Regions from separate parts of the Homo sapiens genome. Here region 1 is linked to region 2. Evidence: read pairs that join two places in POLR2A ChIA-PET (ENCODE). Cell type or tissue: PC-9. All regions are shown on one strand. Links, peaks and the distances in the headings refer to the core of each region. The heading gives the core; the rest is flanking DNA.

Evidence for each region. ChIA-PET counts read pairs that join two places held together with the same protein. Peaks named below come from ENCODE experiments on the same cell type or tissue, not always from the same donor. Only the 100,000 strongest peaks of a DNase experiment are listed, where the experiment ranks them.
Region 1: POLR2A ChIA-PET joins it to region 2 with 7 read pairs; 4 of 35 experiments call an interaction of 5 or more read pairs at or near these places.

The regions. Positions count from the first base shown.
Region 1 is chr14:103,373,487-103,383,734 of GRCh38, forward strand. It overlaps the pseudogene RPSAP5. Among named protein-coding and RNA genes, the nearest start is that of MARK3, 6.8 kb to the right of the region's middle. In PC-9, for the core only: no CTCF peak of the experiment used is centred there; DNase peaks (open chromatin) are centred at 4,395 and 7,475.
Region 2 is chr14:103,296,618-103,306,865 of GRCh38, forward strand. LOC105370686 (a long non-coding RNA gene) reads right to left here. Exons shown (of 3, transcript XR_944246.2): 2 at 3,088-3,287. Among named protein-coding and RNA genes, the nearest start is that of EIF5, 32 kb to the right of the region's middle. RefSeq lists an enhancer at 5,229-5,729. In PC-9, for the core only: CTCF peaks have their summits at 2,281 and 2,484; a DNase peak (open chromatin) is centred at 5,150; H3K27ac peaks cover 1,428 bases.

The sequences.
Region 1 (10,248 bases), core at 1,203-9,202, 77 kb after region 2:
GCCCAGGCTGGTCTCAAACTCCTGGGCTCAAGCGATCTGCCCTCCTCAGCCTCCCAAAGTGTTGGGATTACAGGTGTAAGCCACTGTGCCCAGCCACCACTACCCTGATTTTTGTGTTTTTCATCCCCTTGTGTTTTTTTCAATAGTTTCATTCTATACGTTTGCATCTTTAAACAGTATGTTGTTTGGTTTTGCACGCTTTCATTTCTGAATCACGCTATGTGTATTCTAAGAATTGCTCTGGTTTTTTAAATAATATCTCAAGATTATGATACTGAGATGCATTCACATTGTGTGTAGCTGTAAAAATTATTCTCTCTGTTATATACTATTTCTTTGTGCTAATATGCCATTTTCTGTATTCGTACGGATAATGGACATTTGAATTGTTTCCAGTGTGTTTCTATAACAAACTGTAGTGTTACGACTATTCTTATACATGTTCCCGTGCATATGTTTGAGAGTTGTTTTTTTTTTTTTAGAAACTGATGTCTATTTTCCATCAACCTTATTTCCATGTTGCTGAAGAGCCCGTGCAAGAACAGCTTAAGACTATTCAGTGGTTGCTCCTACCCCTTCAGTGGCCTGAGCAGTGGGAGCTGCAGACCAGTCTTCCGTGGCAGGCTGAGCCCTCCAGTCTTCAGTAGGGAACTTCTGAATAGGCACAGAGGGCACCTAAACGCCGTCAGACCAGTCTGCAACCTCAGGCTGAGTAGCAGCTGAGGAGCTGGAGCAGTCCATTCACCCTGAAATTCCTCTTTCGTCTCAGCCTTTTCAGCAGCAGCCTGCTCTTCTTTTTTAATCTCTTGAGGATCTCTGTAGAAGTAGAGATCAGGCATGACCTCCCACGGGTGTTCACGGGAAACGGTGCCACGCATGCGCAGAACTTCCCGAGCCAGCGTCCACCACATCAAACCCAATGAGTGAGCTCCCTTGTTGTCACATGGGATGGCAATGTCCCCATAGTGCAGAGGAGAATCTGTGTTACACAGAGCAATGGTAGGTAGGTTAACATAAGATGCCTCCATGAGCGGCCGGTGGTCAGCCCTGGGGTCAGTAACCACAAGAAGCCGTGGCTCCCGGAAGGCTGCCTGGATCTGGTTAGTGAAGGTTCCAGGAGTGAAGCGGCCAGCAACTGGAGTGGCTCCAGTGGCAGCAGCAAACTTCAGCACAGCCGTCTAGCCAGTATTCCTGAATGATATGGCACTAACATCAGCAGGGTTTTCAATGGCAACAATGGCACGAGCTGCCAGCAGAAGCTTCTCCCAGGTCCTCCTCAGATTTATGATGTAGATGCCATCACTTTTCCTTTTACAGATGTACTGTTCCATCTGGAAGTTAAGCTTGGTGCCACCTAAGTGGGTTCCTGCCACAAGGAACTTAAGGACATGCTCCTCCTTCATTTGCAGGACATCAAAAGCTCCGGACCTTGTGAAAGTTTCCCTTTAAGTTACAGTGAGAATCCAGAACAACGCCGTATGGACCCCTCTGTGGGTAGCGCGGAAAGCGGGAGTTTCTGTTTTTTTCTCTTTTTTTTTTTTTTTGAGATGGAATCTTACTCCGTCACCCAGGCTGGAGTGCAGTGGCGCCATCTCGGCTCACCACAGCCACCGCCTCTGAGGTCCAAGTGATTCTGCCTCAGCCTCTCGAGAAGCTGGGATTACAGGCGTGGGCCACCATGCCCAGCTAATTTTTTTGTATTTTTAGTAGGGAAAGTGTTTCACCATGTTGGCCAGGCTGGTCTTGAACTCCTGACCTCAGGTCATCCACGCCTCGGCCTCCCAAAGTGTGAGGTTATAGGCATGAGCCACTGTGCCCAGCCGAGAGTTTCTTTAGGGCAAATATTTTGGGTGGAATTGCTCAGTTGTAGGGGCCACACAACTTCAACTTTAATTGCTAATGTCAGATTGTTGTCCAAAATGTCAATTTTACTGGCTTTTGCCAAAGAACTAAGTTTTGGCTTTGTTGAGTATGTGATCTTTGCACTGTGCTTCACTATTTTCTGCTCTTACCTTGAACTTACACTCCCAAGCAGGGTCTAAGAGTGCCCACTGAAGCCAGGGGCAGCAGCTCATGCCTGTAATGCCAACACTTTGGGAGGCTGAGGCTGAGAATTGCTCGAGCCCAGGAGTTTGAGACCAGCCTGGGAAACATAGTGATATCTCATCTCTACAAAAAACAATTTAAAAAAAATTAGCCAGGTATGATGGCTCATGCCCATAGTGCTAGTTACTTGAAGGTTGAGACAGGAAGATTGCTGGAGCCTAGGAGTTCGAAGCTGCAGTGAGCTATGATCATGCCATTGCACTCCAGCCTGGGTAACAGAGTGAGACCCTGTCTCTAAAAGACAATAAAAAGTTCCCATTGTTCCATATTCTCAGCAGCACTTGATATTGTCAGACTTTTTCATTTTTGCCAATCTGGTGGCCAGTACATGGTAACTTATTATGGTCTTTGCGCTATAGATTGTTTGTGTCCATCCAAATTCATATGTTGAAAACTAAACCCCAGCTGGGCACAGTGGCTCAGGCCTATAAACCCAGCACTGGGATGCTCAGATTGGAGGATCACTTGAGCCCAGGAGTTCAAGACCAGCCTGGGCAACATGGTGGAAACCCGTCTCTACAAAAAATATAAAAAAATTTGCTGGGCATGGTGGTGAGTGCCTGTAGTTCTAGCTGCCTGGGAGGCTGGGGTGGGAGGATCACCTGAGCCTGGGAGATTGAGGCTGCAGTGATCCATGATAGCCCCACTGTACTCCAGCGACAGGGTGAGACTCTGTCTCAAAAAAAGAAAACTGAACCCCAGTGTTTGATGGTATCGAGAAGTGAGGCCTTTGGAAGGTAATGAGGTCAGGAGGGTGGATCCCTCCTAGAAAAGAGCCCCAGAGAGCTCATTCGCCCCTTCTGCCATGTGAGGACACAGTGAGATGATGGCTATCCATCTGTGAACACAAAGCCAGCCCTCACCAGACACTATGTCTGCCAGGGCCTTGATCTTGGATTTCCCAGCCTCCAGAACTGTGGAGAATAAATTTTTGCTGTTTTTAAGCCACCCAGTCTACGGTAGTTTGTTATAGCATCCAAAATGGACTGAGATAGCTTGCATTTGCAATAACAGACGACTTTAAGTATTTGTTCTTATTATTTATCAACCCCCAAGTGCCTGTTGTTGACTTTTGCCTATATTTCTATTGGGTTGTTGATCTTATTAAATTATAGATCTTTCTTTCTTTCTTTCTTTCTTTTTCTTTCCTTGTAATGGAGTTTTGCTCTTTTTGCCCAGGCTGGAGTGCAATGGCATGATCTCGGCGCACTGCAAACTCTGCCTGCCAGGTTCAAGTGATTCTCCTGTCTCAGCCTCCTGAGTAGCTGGGATTACAGGTGCACACCACCACACCTGGCTAATTTTGTATTTTTAGTAGAGGTGGGGTTTCACCATGTGGGGCAGGCTGGTCTCGAACTCCTGACCTCAGGTGATCTGGCCTCCCAAAGTGCTGGGATTACAGGTGTGAGCCACCGTGGCCAGCCAATTATAGACATTTCTTATATGGTATGGATTTAAATCCTTATCAGTTATAACTTCTCCCAGTTTGAGGCCTGCGTTTTTACCCTCTTTATGGTGTTTTTGAAAAACATAAACTGTTAAAAAAGCTTTAACTGTGTATTCCTTTGCAGCTTTTTATTTTGCACTATGTGTACTGAGGAACAAAAGAAAAAAATGAAATTTGAGACCAGACGTGGTGGCTCATGCCTGTAATCCCAGCACTTTGGGAGACCGAGGCAGGCAGATCACAAGGTCAGGAGATCGAGACCATCCTAGCTAACACGGTGAAACCCTGTCTCTACTAAAAATACAAAAAATTAGCCGGGCATGGTGGCGGGTGCCTGTAGTCCCAGCTACTCGGGAGTCTGAGGCAGGAGAATGGTGTGAACCCAGGAGGCGGAGCTTGCAGTGAGCCGAGATCGCGCCACTGCACTCCAGCCTGGGTGACAGAGTGAGACTCCATCTCAAAATAAATAAATAATAAAAAGAAAGAAATTTGAATTAAAACCAAAGAGCTTAGTCTGTATCACCCTCCCCTGATTAAATTTTTAAATTACAGTTCTCCTGTCCTGAAATTATATTATGCATGAGTTCTGCTATGTGTGTCCTGTGACCTGAGAGTGGGCAAGAACTTTCTCTGTTCACAGCTATGTCCTCAATGCTTCAAACATAGCTTTGCCCAAAGTAGGTGCTCAATAAACACTGTGGATGGAAGGAACAAAGGAAGGAGAGAGGAGTAGCGGGGCAGCCACCGAAGGCTGATGTGGCTTTTCATGACTCCACCCAGTGAGGCCCAACTGGCTCCAAGGGTAGGGCAGCAGCCTAAGGAATGGAGGAAATGGTCTTTCCTCAAGCAGAGCTTAGACTTTATTGTCTTGGAAAAACCTGTTTGTATTTGGGAGATGTGCTTACTTTAATAGGTCAACCCTGCAATAATGGGCAGGTCTGAGGCTCCAGGAGTGCTGGGGTAGTCTATTCACCCCCTTATTCTTTCTCTCTATCCTTTTTTACCCACCTGCCTTGCAGCCAGTGGGTGTCAGAGCCAGCAGCAGACTGGAGTCTAAGGGCACTGCTTTCTGTCCGTGAGCTTGAGAAGGCTTCTTGCCCTTCTGAATCTCCAAGTCCTTGCCTGCAAAGCACAGGCAATGATAAAAACACTAACGCCTTATCTGGTGTTGCAGGATCCCTTACCAAGGGCTTCTACGTCTCCTATCGTGAGCTCAGTACTCAGTGAGGTAGGCAAAACTGGAGGAGGAAACCGGGGAGGAGGAGTGAGTCTCTAACTCCCCACGCTGTGTGGCCTAATAAGCCTTGATCTGTGTTCTACAGACTCTGAGCTCTGTGCTCCTCTCTGGGGAACAGGTGGAAAGGGCAGCCCTCCAGGAGGTGGTGAGTCCTCTGAGCTTTGGAAGGGTGGACTCTGCACCTGCTGCGCTGGTGCTCTCTGGGAATTTTCTCCACGGACCTCCAGAGCAACTGTGAGTGGTAGCTGTTACCATTCCCATTTGACTGGTTCAGAAACCTTGCCTGAGGGACATGAAGTCACTTGCCCAAGGTCCCCCAGCATTCAGCGTCATAGTCAGAGTTCAAACTCCAAAGCCCTTGCCTCTGCCTCACCACTGTGGTCTCCCTAGACCTTTAGATATAGTTCCAGACAGTGGGTTTTCCCAGCTCAGAGCAGAGTGGGTCATGGGACAGGGCAGGCTCCAGAGGGCTACGCTACCAGAATCTGGTAATGACAACTGTGTATGTGTGCGTGAGAGGCGGCTGACCGATCTAGATGGGGACTGACCGATCTAGAACTAGATGGGGATCAATCATCTTCAGCAGATCCGAGAGCTGGAGAATTACTGCAGGGGCAAATGGCTCTTTCTCTCCTGCATCCCCCAGGGCCATCTCTACACTGCGGTGAAGCATGGGACGTGGTAAAAGGACACCTTTGAGCTGTGGGAAAAGCTGACACGATTTTTCAGAATAGTGTGTTTAGGAAGGCGGGGGCGCCCATGTTCTTCCCGAGAGGCGTTCCATCCAGAGCTATCTGGAAAGGCTGGGGTACTGGAAGCCAGAAGGTGGAGAATCACTGATGCAGCTCTACTGAGTTTTCAGCTGGGCCCCACCCACACTGACCTAAGCACAGGAGGTTCGAGGGCTCTCCACTGACCAGGAATGAAAGGATCAATTGCAGAGTTTCGGCCTTGGAGCCCAGTCCTGGCTCTCCCTTTGCTTGCTCCTGACGTTGGAAGAGTTACAGCCCCTCCTGAGTCTCAGTCAGTCGCCTCTCACGTGCCCATTGACGTCTCACAGGCTGTTGGAGAGTTAGGGGGTCCTAGCATAGGTGTCTTGTGCCAGGTACACAGCTGGAGCTCAATAAATGTACTGTGACCTCAGGCAGGAAAAGCCAAGGAGGGGCGGGCCACCCTGGGGGCTGGTCTGCAGAGTCTTCAGGGAAGAAGCCAGGACAAGGACAAGGACCCTGGATGAGGACAGGATGAGAGGATGGCTGCATAACAGCAGGGAGGCTTTGGGCAGGCAGGGGAGCCTTTCCAGGTGAGTGAATGGCAGGAACACAATCTTGGAAGTGAGAATTCCTGGGGTGCCTTCTGGGCCTTGAAGCAGGGCTCACAGAGGGCAACAGGACCCCGCTGGAGTGAAGAAGGGGACTGGAGGGTAAATTAAAAGAATAGCAGCTTGTCTGCCCTCATCCCCGGTGTGGGGGGAGCAGCCTGGCATGGAGTCCAAATGGACCTCATATTTCCCAAAGACTCAAAGCATCTGGGGCCTACCTGGAATGTCCCAGGAACACCTACTGCCCGGCCCCTCCTCTTTCCCCTCACCAAGCATGATGACTGCAATGTCTCATAATTATCACACTCTGCTTTTCTCCATCTCTGTGGCTTTACATATTCTCAGTGTTCAGCTCTTGGTCTGCAACATATCTGCGTACAAACACGCACACACACACACACACACACACACACACACACACACACACACACTGAGGAATGGCTCCCGGGTCCCAGTAGTTCCCACTCTCTGGTAGAGGAGTTGTGTTTGTGAGGGCTGTGATGGGGTGACAAGCCTGCAGCAGCCTTTCCATGTTCGTCCAAACTAGATGTGGTGCAGAGAGCACAGGCCTGTGGATCAGCAGATGTGACACTTAGCATGATGGTACTGGTTAGGATCAAGCTAGGCAGTAACACACAACCCAACTGTAGTGGGTGCAACAAGCAGGTGCTTATTTTTTTGCAGAAGAAATCAGGAGGATGGCAATCTCACTGCTAGTGCAGGTGCTTGAAGCTGCCATCGGGGACCCAGATACTTTCTGGTGATAGTGTATATGGGGGGCGTCTGCTGGAGCTTGGGAGATTTGGACCCCCATTCTGGCTCTGTTGCTAACTAGTTGTGCAGCTTCAGACAAAGCTTCTGAAGCTTTGACTTCATTTCTTTATTTGTTTTTAAAATTGCAGGCTGAGTATAGTGGCTCCTGCCTGTAATCCCAGCACTTTGGGAGGCTAAGGTGGGAGCATTGCATGAGGCCAGGAGTTCGAGACCAGCCTGGGCAAAATGGCAAACCCTCATCTGTACAAAAAAAAAAAAAAAATACAAAAAATTAGCTAGGCATGGTGGTACATGCCTGTGGACCCAGCTACTTTGGAAACTAAGGCAGGAGGATCACTTGAGCCCCGAAGTTTGAGGCTGCAGTGAGCTGTGATTGTGCCACGGCACTCCAGCCTGGGTGACAAAGTGAGGCCCTATCTCAAAAATGAATAAATAAAATTGTGGTAACAACATATAACATAAAACCATCTTAACCATCTTAACCATTTTTAAGTGTACAGTTTAGTGGCATTGAGTACATTCATACTGTTGTGCAATCTGTCCTCATGTCTCTTTTCTTTCCAAACGGAAACTCTCCCTATTAAGCAAGAACTCTCTATTTCCTCCTCCCCACTGGCACCACCATTCTGCTTTCTGTCTCAATACATTTGACTGCTCCAGGTAACTCATAGAAGAGGGATCATACAGAATTTGTCCTTTTGTGTTTGACTTATTTCACTCATCATAATGTCCTCAAGTTTCATCTGTGTTGTAGCTAATGTCAGAATTTCCCCTCTTTTTAAGGTTGAATAATATTCCATTGTATGGACATACCACATTTTGTTTAGCCATTCATCTATGGATGGACACTTGGTTTGCTTTCACATTTTAGCTATTGTGAATAATGCTGCCATGAACATGACTGTGCAGATATTTCCTTGAGACTGTGTTTTCAATTCTTTTGGGTATCTATCTGGATGTGGGATTATTAGATCCTATGGTAATTCTATTTCTAATTTTTTTCAAGAAGCATAATACTGCTTTCCATAGAAGCTGCACCATTTTACATCCCCACCAACAGTGCACAGTTTCCAATTTCTCCACGTTCTTGCCAAAATTTGTTATTTTCTGCTTTTTTGGTAGCAGCTATCCTAATGGCTTTGAGACTCAGTTTCTCGTCTGTCCCACAGGGACATAGTAGGGCTAGATTATCTCTAGCTTCTGATGTCTCATGGTGCCTTCCTTCTTGCCATGAAAGTAAGTATTGCTTATGCACATATACATCTTAGTAAATTTAGTTATATCTTTTCAGCTTGGGGCCCCAAGGTAGAAACTATTTTAATATGAAGACAGGAAACAAGAAATATGAAAAGGGATTGAAGAAGGCATTCCAAGGACAACTTCCAAACCCTCCTCTCTATTCCTTCCAGACCATAGATGCACATAATTCTGGGCCACAGAGAGTCCTTTGGACAGAACAATACTTTACTGTTTCTTCTCTTCCTCTCCTTTTCTTTTTTGCTTGTAATTCACACACCCAGGTGGCTAGGCGCAGTGGATCACACCTGTAATCCCAGCACCTTGGGAGGCAGAGATGGGAGGGTTGCTTGAGGCCGGAAGTTCAGTCTGGGCAAGACTTGGTCTCTAAAAATAAATTACCTAGGTATGGTGGTGCATACCTGTAGTCCTAGCTATTCAGGAGGCTGAGGCAAAGAATCACTTGAGCCCCGGAGTTCAAGGCTGCAGTGAGCTATGATCACACCACAGTGCCCCAGCCTGGACAAGAGAGCAAGACCCTGTCTGGCTCAAGCAACAACAAAGGAAGGAAGGAAGAAGGAAGGAAGGAAGGAAGGAAGGAAGGAAGGAAGGATGGATGGAAGGGAGGGAGGGAGGGAGGGAGGAAGGAAGGGGAAAAAGAGAGAGGAAGGGAGGGAGGGAGGGAGGAAAGAGAGAAAAAGGCAGGCAGGCAGGGCAAGAAAGAGACAAAGAGAAAGAAAGAAAGAGAGAAAGAAAGAAGAAAAAAGAAACACACACACCCATCTCCCACTCTTTATAGTGTCATGATGTCATTTAACATAAGTGCAAGGAAAAGTTCAAGGCGTTTAATTCTAGCTTTTACAAAACCCAGAAGCATCTTGAGTTAAGTACTATTATCTTCATTTCCTAACTTTTGGCATTCGCTGACTCATTATTTCATATGTGGCTTGGGTGAGAAAAGCATCTGGGTGGCAACCTCCTCCCCCAGCTACTTCTCTGGCCAATGGGGACTGTTCTGAACTTCCCATACACTTTCTCGCAGCTTCTGCCTGAGGCTGAAACCCTTTCTGGGGTGTTTTCCCAACTGTCATCAGGATGGGATGCAGAACCAGGTGCCATGCTCTGTCCAAACCCTGCCTGGCTCCGGCCTTCTGCAGTCTCACTTCTCACCGCTCACTCTCCTGATATTTACCCAGACCCACCGTGTGGCTTCTCATTGCGGTGCTCATCAGGCCATCCTTCTGCTTGAACTGTCCTTTCTACCCATCCTCCCACAGCTAACTCTGCTCATGCTTTTAGACTCAGCATAAACATCCTCTCCCCCAGGAAGCCTTCCCTGATCCAAACCCCCGAGTTGAGCTAAATGTCCCTGCTTGGGTCTCCCACAACACTTATGCTCACCCCGTCTTATCATAACCAACATTGCAGTTGAAGTGTGTGAAGCACACATTTAACTAATGGAATTCCACTAACTCCTCTTGGCCAGAAGGAGAAAGAGAATAACTTTATTTATTTATTTACTTATTTATTTATTTCTGAGGCATGTTCTTGCTCTGTCTCCCAGGCAGGAGTGCAGTGGGCATCATCCTTCTGCCTTTTTTTTTTTTTTAAGTTTTTGTAGAGACAAGGTCTCACTCTGTTGCCCAGGCTGGTCTCCAACTCCTGGGCTCAAGTGACCCTCCCACCTCAGGCCCCCAAGTAGCTGGGATTACAGATGTGCATGCCGTCTCCCTATTCACATTTTATTTTACTTTATTTTGTTTTTTGAGACGCAGTCTTGCTCTGTTGCTCAGGCTGGAGTGCAGTGGGCTGATCTTCGCTCACTTCAACTCTGCCTCCCAGGTTCAAGAGATTCTCTCACCTCAGCCTCCTTAGTAGCTGGGACTACAGGCACACACCACCGTGCTTGGTTAATTTTTTGTATTTTAGCAGAGATGGGGTTTCACCATGTTGGCCAGGCTGGTCTGAAACTCCTGAGCTCAGGCAATCCGCCCACCTCGGCCTCCCAAAGTGTTAGGATTACAGGCGTGAACCACCGCGCCCGGCCCCTATTCACATTTTAAATAGAACCACTCTTGGCCCCCTGACCACTCCTCTCTGAGGGTTAGATGGGAGCCCTGAGTGTTA
Region 2 (10,248 bases), core at 1,519-9,518:
CTAATTTTGTATTTTTAGTAGAGATGGAGTTTCTCCCTGTTGGTCAGGTTGGTCTCGAACTCCTGACCTCGGGAGTTCTCCCGCCTCGGCCTCCCAAAGTGCTGGGATTACAGGTGTGAGCCACTGTGCCCAGCCATATATTTTTTCTTTATATCCTTATCCTATAAACTACATACTGTTTTCTGGGTTTTTTGTTTGTTTGTTTGTTTTTGAGATGGAGTCTCACTGTCGCCCAGGCCAGAATGCAGTGGTGCGATCTCGGCTCACTGAAACCTCCGCCTCCTGGGTTCAAGCAATTCTCCTGCCTCAGCCTCCCAAGTAGCTGGGATTACAGGCACGTGCAACCATGTCAGGCTAATTTTTTTTATTTTTAGTAGAGACAGGGCTTCACCATGTTGGCCAGGCTGGTCTCAAACCCCTGACCTCAGGTGATCCACCCGCCTTGGCCTCCGAAAGTGCTGGGATTACAGGCGTGAGCCCCCGTTACTCCCCGGGCGCTGTTAAGCGGCTTTGCGGCAGCCTCACACGTAGCCCTCACAACCACTAGGGACAGCGGCTTCTCACTGCTGGCTCCAACCCACAGTTAAGAAACACGTGGGTATTTACAATACATGCCCACAAATGCACAGGCAATCACATTTCCCCTGCACGCCCTGGCCCCTTCCCACACTTTCTCTTCCATTCTACTTAGGATTGCCAGATTGAGCAATACAAATACAGGACACCTGCTATTTGAATTTCAGGTAAATACTTTTTTTTTAGTGTGTTCCACCCCATAGAATATTTGGGACATACACACTTTAAAAAAGTTACTTATCTGAAATGCAGATATGACTGGGTATCCTGTAATTCACCTGGTAACCCTAGTTCTACTCCGTTTTTTTAAAACTGCTGGTTGTAACCCCCAACCCAATGTTACAGCCTTCAGTGAGTCCCAGCCCCCGCTTCCTTAGGCCAGGAGACCTGGAGTATCCCATTCCACAGGGGAAGCCACAGCTGGGAGGAATTCAGCCTCCTCCTTCCAAGGCCCACGGGTGAGCAGATTCGGATGAGCATCTCAAGGGCCTGCGGATGCCACAGGAAGAGGTTTAAAGATGTTTAAAGATGACTTCTGGCCGGGCGCAGTGGCTCACGCTTGTAATCCCAGCACTTTGGGAGGCTGAGGCGGGCGGATCACAAGGTCAAGAGATCGAGACCATCCTGGCTAATGCGGTGAAACCCCGTCTCTCCTAAAAATACAAAAAAAAAATTAGCCGGGCGTGGTTGTGGGTGCCTGTAGTCCCAGGTACTCGGGAGGCTGAGGCAGGAGAATGGCGTGAACCCGCCAGGCGGAGCTTGCAGTGAGCCGAGATCACGGCACTGCACTCCAGCCTGGGCGACAGAGCAAGACTCTGTCTCAAAAAAAAAAAAAAAAAAGACTTCTGCAGGCCGGGTGTGCTGGCTCACACCTATAATCCCAGCACCTCGGGAGGCTGAGGCGGGAGGATCACTTGGGGTCAGGAGTTTGAGACCACCTGGCCTACATGGTGAAACCCCGTCTCTACTGCAGAAATTAGCCAAGCATGGTGCTAGACACCTGTAGTCCCAGCTACTGAGGAGGCTGAGGCAGGAGAATCGCTTGAACCCAGGAGGCGGAGGCTGCAGTGAGCCAAAAAAAAACAGAAAGAAAGACTTCTGTGCACATAAATGACTAGTGGCAGTTACTTCGGTTTTAAAATATATATATTTAAGGTATTAAAGTTCTACACTTAAAAACCTAGTTTTTCCTTAAGTGTTGAAGATCAGCTTAAAAACCTGACCATGCTGTGGATAAATCCAGCCAGTTCTAACAACTGTTTACAGAGGGGCTTGTGGTTTACGTTCAGTCTCATTTACAAGCTGGTTTAAATGAGAACTCTTAAACCTTTTAAATTATATATTTAATTGCTTCAAATACTGCAATTGAATAACAAACAAAACATTCCCTAGGTCTTTGGTCCTTAAACATTGGCCACACTCCCTTTACTAAATTCCTTTTAGTTTCAAACTAAAATATCATAGGACTAAATTAAAATACTCAATTAGGCATTGCAAATCCATGTCCCTTTCTAGGTGGGTTTAGTTCCCTGTGGGTCAGAGTCACTGACTGGGAGCCAGGCCTGGAGCTAAGGACAGCCACCAGATGGCTTTTTCATGACAAAAAGGGACAAGTTTTATATTCTCCATAAAGCCAATAGGGGGCCAGGTGTGGTGGCTCAAGCCTCTAATCCCAGCACTTTGGGAGGCCAAGGCAGGAGGATCACTGGACCCCAGGAGTTCAAGACCAGCATGAGCAATGTAGCAAAACCCCATCTCTACCAAAAAAAAAAAATTAAAAATTAGCTGAGTGTGGTGGTGCACGCCTGTAGTCTCAGCTACTTGGGAGGCTACAGTGGGAGGATCGCTTGAGCCTGGAAGTTAGAGGCTGCAGTGAGCTGTGATCACACCACTGCACTCCAGCCTGGGTGACAGAGTGAGACTGTCTCAAGAAACAAAAAAAAAAAACCCTGTGTAAGGCTCCTCCACACAGTGAAGCCTTCCTGACATGCCCTGCCTGCCCCACAAAGGAATCCTTCCCTTCCCCACCAGACGGATTCTGGATCTTGTGCTCTGGACCCCTTTGCCAATGTAGTAAAAACTATAGAGCCCTTTTCAGGGTACCATTTATACAGCATAACATAAAATACATAAGGTTACAAATGAAACCAAATATATTGAAAATATTACCAAGTGTTTTTAAAACAGTAACTGGGTGATATAATGATCTTTACTGTTATTAGGCAGGTCTATGGCTGATCTAATAGCTGCTATGGGTTCAAATGGTGAGCCTCACTGACACTTCTAGATCTGCTACAACTGAAACGCAGCAGGACAATGTCTGTGATGGTAACAAACTCAGGGACCCTGCTAATACTACTCTGGTTTGTTGCCTATGTTCGTGATTAAAGAAAATGCTAGATTTCAGGTAGAAATTAGTGAGACTAAAGATACAAGTTTCCCCTGCACTCATGGAACCCCTGAATTCTGTCAACAGACCCCAGGACAGGAAGCTCTGCACCATTTCCATACCTTCTGTGAGCTCTGTTCTTCTCTGGATATTCCATCTCTCCCTGGACGATGGTGGGGGCGCTCTTGTTAAGAATGATGGCAGGACCGGACGTGGTGGCTCACTCCTGGAATCCCAGCAATTTTGGACATTGAGGCAGGCCCATCACTTGAAGTCAGGAATTCGAGACCAGCCTGGCCAACATGGTGAAACCCCGTCTCTACTAAAAATATAAAAATTAGCCAGGCTTGGTGGTAGGCAACTGTGGTGGCAGCTACTTGGGAGGCTGAGGCAGGAGAATCGTTTGAACCTGGGAGGCGGAGGTTGCACTGAGCCGAGATTGCACTGCACTCTAGCCTGGATGACAGAGTGAGATTCCATCTCAAAAAAAAAAAAAAAAAGAAAGAAAGAAAAAAAAGAAAGAAAGAATGATGGCAACCAGCGTTTGCAGAGGGCTTAGTATAGGCCAGGTACTACGAAAAGCCTTTCATATGCATTATTTTCTCCAGTCCTCCCAGCAACTATTAGCTTGGTGCAAAAGTAATTGTGGTTTTTGGCCAGGCACGGTGGCTCACACCTGTAATCCCACGACTTTGGGAGGCTGAGGCAGGCAGATTGCTTGAGGTCAGGAGTTCGAGACCAGCCTGGCCAACACAGTGAAACCCTGTCTCTACTAAAAATACAAAAATTAGCCGGGAGTGGTGGCGCATGTCTGTAATCCCAGCTACTGGGGAGGCTAAGGCAGGAGAATCGCTTCAACCCAGGATTGCGGTGAGCCGAGATCATGCCACTGCACTCCAGCCTGGGACACAGAGTGAGATCCTGTCTCAAAAAAAAAAAAAAAAAGCAAACAAAAAACAAAAGCAATTGCGTTTTTTGCCGTTGGAAGTAATGGCAAAAACAACGATTACTTTTGCACCAACCTAATAGTAGGCTTTGGATGCAGGTTAGTCTGACATTCCATTCTGCTGTTCGTCAACACCAAGCCAGTGTGTCCACATGCCTGCTTCTCCCATTAGACAGTAGCCCTTCAACAGCAGGGATGATCAGAGTCATCTTGGTGTGTGCAGCTAACACAGATGCCTGGCACAGAAGAGGCACTTGCTTTCCACCTGCTGGCTGGTCACGAAGACGATGCACACACATGCACAGACATGAGCACACAAGCACACACAGGAGTGGACCAGGCCGAGTGTGGGGGGACACACGCCTACCCTCTTTAGAGCCCAGCCATGCTGACCTCCAATCACACATCCTATTCACTCGCCTACTTCTGCTGCCACCTAACCAAACTTCCTGGCTTTCGGTATAAACAAATCCTTTCTAGAGAAATAAAGCATTCCTAGTTCACTTTTGAGAAAGGTGAGCCCCCTGGGGAACTGCAGTGCTGAGAAGTCTGGCGGGAAGGGCACATTCATGGGACTTGATGACAGGGAGGGACTGGCTGGATCTGCTTTGAGCACAGTCCAACCATCTTTATAGTTCATCACAACCAGCCTTTAAAATGCTTCGGGAACATCAGGATAGTGATCACCAGCAGGGCACCGAGCACAGGGCGTAAAGGGGGCTTCTGAGAGGGGGTGTGATGTTCTGTTTCCCGATGTGGGTGCCAGTTCCTCCAAAGTGGTCGGTGTATGAGTGGTCATGGGGCCACACTTAGGTACCTGCGGTTCTCTGTATGTATTTCATATTCCAATACAAAGCTCCAAAAATTGCTTCAGAAGTCAGTTAAGCTTCTCTTCCTCCAGATTCCAAACTCATATGCCAAAAGTTCATTTCTCTGCAGGCCAAAATGGAGCAGCCTTTTATAAACAGGCTTCCTAGAGTTTTGCCCCAAAATATTCCTGTATCCCAGCAGCAAGCACCCTGATGCCCACCCAGTGGTCTGTATCTGTGTCAACCAGCGGTTCTCAGCCTGGCCTCATCCAGGGCCTGAAGCCTACTACAGAACCCCCAGCAGCACGTGGGGTGCACAGCAAAGATCAGCCCTGGACACAGCCGGGTGCTCAGGGCGGGGTGAGGGGGCAGGAGGCAGGACGCAGGAGGTGAGCTGTCCGGGCGGGGCAGGATGAGGGAGTCCTGCATTGCAGAGCTAAGGGGGAGAATCATCAGCACCCTAATTAGCTCTTGATGGCTTCCAAAGCCTTTTAAGTCCTTTTTTTTTTTTTTTTTTTTTATCCCTACAAGAACTCTGAGTGGTAAACAGGACAAGTAACATAATTCCCAGGATACAGGTAAGGACACTAAAGCCCAACCCAAACTGGTGGGTAGCAAGGCCAGGCCCAAACCCAGAGCTCTGGGCTCTAAGCCAGCACCTACTCCCCAACACAGAAAGGAGGTGGGAGCAGCCGGGCCCTAGCCAACCACTCCCGGCCCCTTGGCAGATCAGGCAGAGTGAGGGCACAGGAGGGAGAGAAGACCTCTATGCAGACCAGTGCAGCCAGGCAGGGGTGAGGAGCCCCTGCCACCACCACCAAAGACAAAACTGAGCCTCGATCCAATGCAGACTCCAGGAAATATGGGGCAGGTCCATGACCTTGTGAGAAGGGAATCAGTCAAATCCAAAATGTGGGACATGTACGGGACAACTGACCCAGTTTCTTTAATGAGTCAATGGCATTAAACTAAGGAGGGGTGACAGTTCTAAATTAAAAGACACTTTCAAAGGACCTCAAGACGGCAGTGCATACCGTGAGCAGATCTTATTTAGATCCTGATTTAAGTAACTCAACTATAAAAAGACGTTTTTTTGAACAGAGCAATTTAATTTGGTACTTGGTACATTTAATGTGGCAGTTGGATATTCAATGATATTAATCTTCAATTTACCAGCAGGGTCCAGTGAGTTCTTTTTTTTTTTTTTTTTTTTTTTTTTGGAGACAGAGTTTCACTCTTGTTGCCCTGGCTGGAGCGCAGTGGCACAATCTTGGCTCACTGCAACCTCTGCCTCCCAGGTTCAAGTGATTCTCCTGCCTCAGCCTCCTGAGTAGCTGGGATTACAGGCATGCAACACCACACTCAGCTAATTTTTTTGTATTTTTAGTAGAAGTGGAGTTTCACCCTATTGGTCAGGCTGGTCTTGAACTCCTGACCTCAAGTGATCTGCCCGCCTCAGCCTCCCAAAGTGCTGGGATTATAGGCGTGAGCCACCACTCCTGGCCTATTTTTATTTTTTTAGTTTACTTTTTGAGTAGTTCTAGCACTGTATAAGGATTAATAGTTTGTGAATTTTATTCTGTCTTAGAGACCTTCTACAGAACAAAACCCATTCTGTCTTGCAATTCCTACAGGGATTGGTTCAAGCCTTTTGTAAATCTAAGATATATTTTGGAATCAGGAATCTTATTTTTCCTGTATCTTGAAATATTTTTCTATTTCATCATCCTGAGAATTATTTCATCATCACTCATTTAAGTATTTCCAGTTATGCTAAAAGAGACTAAAATAACAAAAAAATGAAAAGCTGATGCACTTGCCTAAAAAGCAGAATGAAATAAACCATCTCTGCCACAGTATCCTTCCGTTTTCTCACTACATTGCTAACAGTATTGCATCAACTTTCAAGAAGGTAGAAGATAATTCTGGAGATGACAGGCTTTCCTTTGTTTCACTCTTATTGAACAATACAATCAAGCATTCTGAATTTTTCATTTTTCACCCATAACAGCAAGGAGAAGAAAGTTGACTGAGGGAGACATTCATAATTATAGGCAATTAGAAGCGGGGGAAGGCCCAACACAGTGGCTCATGCCTGTAATTCCAGCACTTTGGGAGGCTGAGGTGGGCGGATCACTTGAGGCCAGGAGTTTGAGACCAGCCTGGCCAACATGGCCAAACCCATCTCTACTTAAAATACAAAAATGAGCCAGGCGTGATGGTGAATGCCTGTAATCCCAGCTACTTGGGAGGCTGAGGTGGGAGGATTGCTTGAACCTGGGAGGCAGAGGTTGTGGTGAGCTGAAATCACACCACTGCACTCCAGCCTAGGAGACACAGCAAGCCTCCATCTCAAAAAAAAAGAAAGAAAAGAAGAAGAAGAAGAAGAAGCAGCTAGGGGAAGGCCAAGCTCCATGGCTCAGGCCTGTAATCCAGCACTTTGGGAGGCTGGGGTGGGTGGGTTGCTTGAGCCTAGGAGTTCGAGACCAGCCTGGGCAACATGACAAAACCCCACCTCAAAAAAAAAAAAAAAAGAAAGAAAGGAAGGAAGAAAGGAAGGAAGGAAAAGAAAAATTGTCCAGGTGTGGTGGTGCATGCCTGTAGTCCCAGATACTCCAGAGGCTGAGGTGGGAGGATTGCCTGAGCCTGGGAGCTAGAGGCTACAGTGAGCTATGATCACACCACTGCACTCCAGCCTGGGTGACAGAGCAAGACCCTGTCTCTTTAAAAGAAAAAAATATATATATATATGGTAGAAGGGACAGACAGCCACTCTGTCCCATTAGCCAGAGGCTAATGATGATGGTGAAATCAATCAAATGGGATAAATTTCAGTGAGCATTCAGATGACCATATCCCAGACAAATTTTCTCAAATCCATATTTCTAATGACACAAAAAATTTGCATTCAATTAACAGGCAAGACTTCACTCAATATTTTGTAATAAGAACTTGGACCACTGCATTTTTTCTAAAAGGATGTATGATGGTATACTTTCACATTTTTTGATGTTTGTGAACAAAATGGGATACATTTCATAAGTGGACAAATGCCAAAAGCAGGTGTTTATACAAAGATACTGAGAGGAAATAGATAATGCAAAATTTTAAATTAATTGATCATTCTAATGGGTGTTTATAGATCAAAAAATGAAAATGTTTTGCAATCATGGAACAAAGAAAATGGCCACACTGTCTCCAACAAAATTGTAAGTGTCAACGATTTCAAAAAGTTCATCCAAATATCACATTTTGACAACATCAGTGCAAGAAGAAGGAAAAGTAATGTTAGCTTAGACACCCCTAGAAGTGCAGTTGAAACCTGGAATTAGCACTTTTAAGGTGGATGAGTTCCAGGCTCATGCAAGGCAGGTGATAAGTAGCCAGTTGCATTCAAAGGATGCTACCAATATACCTTCAAAATCACAAACATGGAATAAAAAGTTCAGTTTGCTATGTCTTCATTCTAAAATGTCTAATGAAGTTGTATTTCACCATCCCTTTATTCTTACTTCTGCAAATGACCAACAGGGACGCCTCAGAGATACTGCAGGTTCTGTTCCAGACCACTCAATAAAGCTAATACTACAAGAAAGTGAGTCACAGTTTCCCAGTGCATATAGAAGTTATGCTTACGTTATAGTATAGTCTATTTATAGTCTATTAAGTGTGCAATAGCATTGTGTCTAAAAAAACAAAGTACATACCTTAATTTAAATATTTTTATTTCTGGCTGGGTGCAGTGGCTCACACCTATAATCCCAGCATTTTGAGAGGCTGAGGCAGGAGGATCATTTGAGGCCAGGAGTTTGAGACCAGCCTGGCAACACAGAGAGATCACATCTTTATATATATATATATAATTGCTAAAAAACATGCAGACAATCACATGAACATTCAGTGAGTGGTAATCATCTTGCCGGTGGGGGTCTTGGCTCAATGTTGATGGCTGCTGACTGATCAGGGTGGTGGCTGCTGAAGGTTGGGGTGGCCATGGCAATTTCTTAAAATAAGACAGCAACGAAGTTGGCTGCATAAAGTGACTCTTCCTTTCATAAAAAAATTTCTCTGCAGCATACAATGCTGTTCGATAGCATTTTATCCACCGTAGAACTTCTTTGAAAATTGGAGTCCATTCTCTCATACCCTGCCACTGCTTTATCAACTGAATTTATGTAATATCCTAAATCCTGTGCAGTCATTTCAACAATGTTCACAGCATCATCACTAGGAGTAGTTTCCATCTAAAGAAACCACTCTCTTCGCTCATTCATAAGAAGCAACTCCTCATCTGTTCAAAGTTTTCTCATGAGATTATAGCAATTCAGTCACATCCTCAGGCGTCATTTCTAATTCCAGTTCTCTTGCTATTTCCACCACATCTACAGCTCTTTCCTCCACTGAAGTCTCAAACCCCTCAAAGTCATCCATGAGGTTGGAATCAACTTCTTCCAAACTTTTGTCAATGTTGGCTGGGCGCAGTGGCTCATGCCTATAATCCCAGCATTACAGGAGGCCGAGGTAGGTGGATCACTTGAGCTCAGGGGTTCGAGACCAGCCCAGCCAAAAAATACAGAAATACAAAAATTAGCCAGGTGTGATGATAGGCACCTGTAGCTACTCGGGATGCTGAGCTTGGAGAATCATTTGAGCCAGGGAGGAGGAGGTTGCAGTGAACTGAGATTGCGCTGTTGCACTCCAGCATAGGCAATGGGAATGAAACCCTGTCTCAAACAAAACAAACAAACAAACAAACAAAAAACCCAATCAAACTCTTGTCAATGTTTGTTGATATTTTGACTTCTTCCCATGAATCACAAATCTTCTTCATGGCATCTAGAATGGTGAATCCTTTCCAGAAGTTTTTCAGTTGACTTTGCCCAGATCCACCAGAGGAATCACTATCTATTGCCTTATGAAATGTATTTCTTAAATAACAAGACTTGAAAGTCAAAATCACTCTTTGCAGAGTGGACGTTGTGTGAGGAGGCATGAAAACAATATTAATCCCCTTGTACATCTCCATCAGAGCTTTTGGGTGACGAGGTGCATCGTCTATGAGCAGTAATATTTTGAAATAATTTTTTTTTTTTTCTGAGCAGTAGGTCTTACCAATGGACTTAAAATATTCAGAAAACCACACTGCAAACAGATGTGCTGTCATCCGGGCTTTATTGTTCTATTTATAGAGCAGAGGTAGAGTCAATTTAGCATATTCTTTTTGTTTGTTTGTTTATTTTGAGATGGAGTCTCACTCTGTCACCCAGTCTCGAGTGCAGTGGCACAATCTCAGCTCACTGCAACCTCCACCTCCCGGGTTCAAGCAATTCTTCTGCTTCTGCCTCCCCAGTAGCTGGAACTACAGGCACGTGCCACCACACCTGGCTAATTTTTTTTGTATTTTTAGTAGAGATGGGGTTTCACCATATTGGCCAGGCTGGTCTCAAACTCCTGACCTCATGATCCACCCACCTCAGCCTCCCAACGTGCTAGAATTACTGGCGTGAGCCACCACGACTGGACATTTT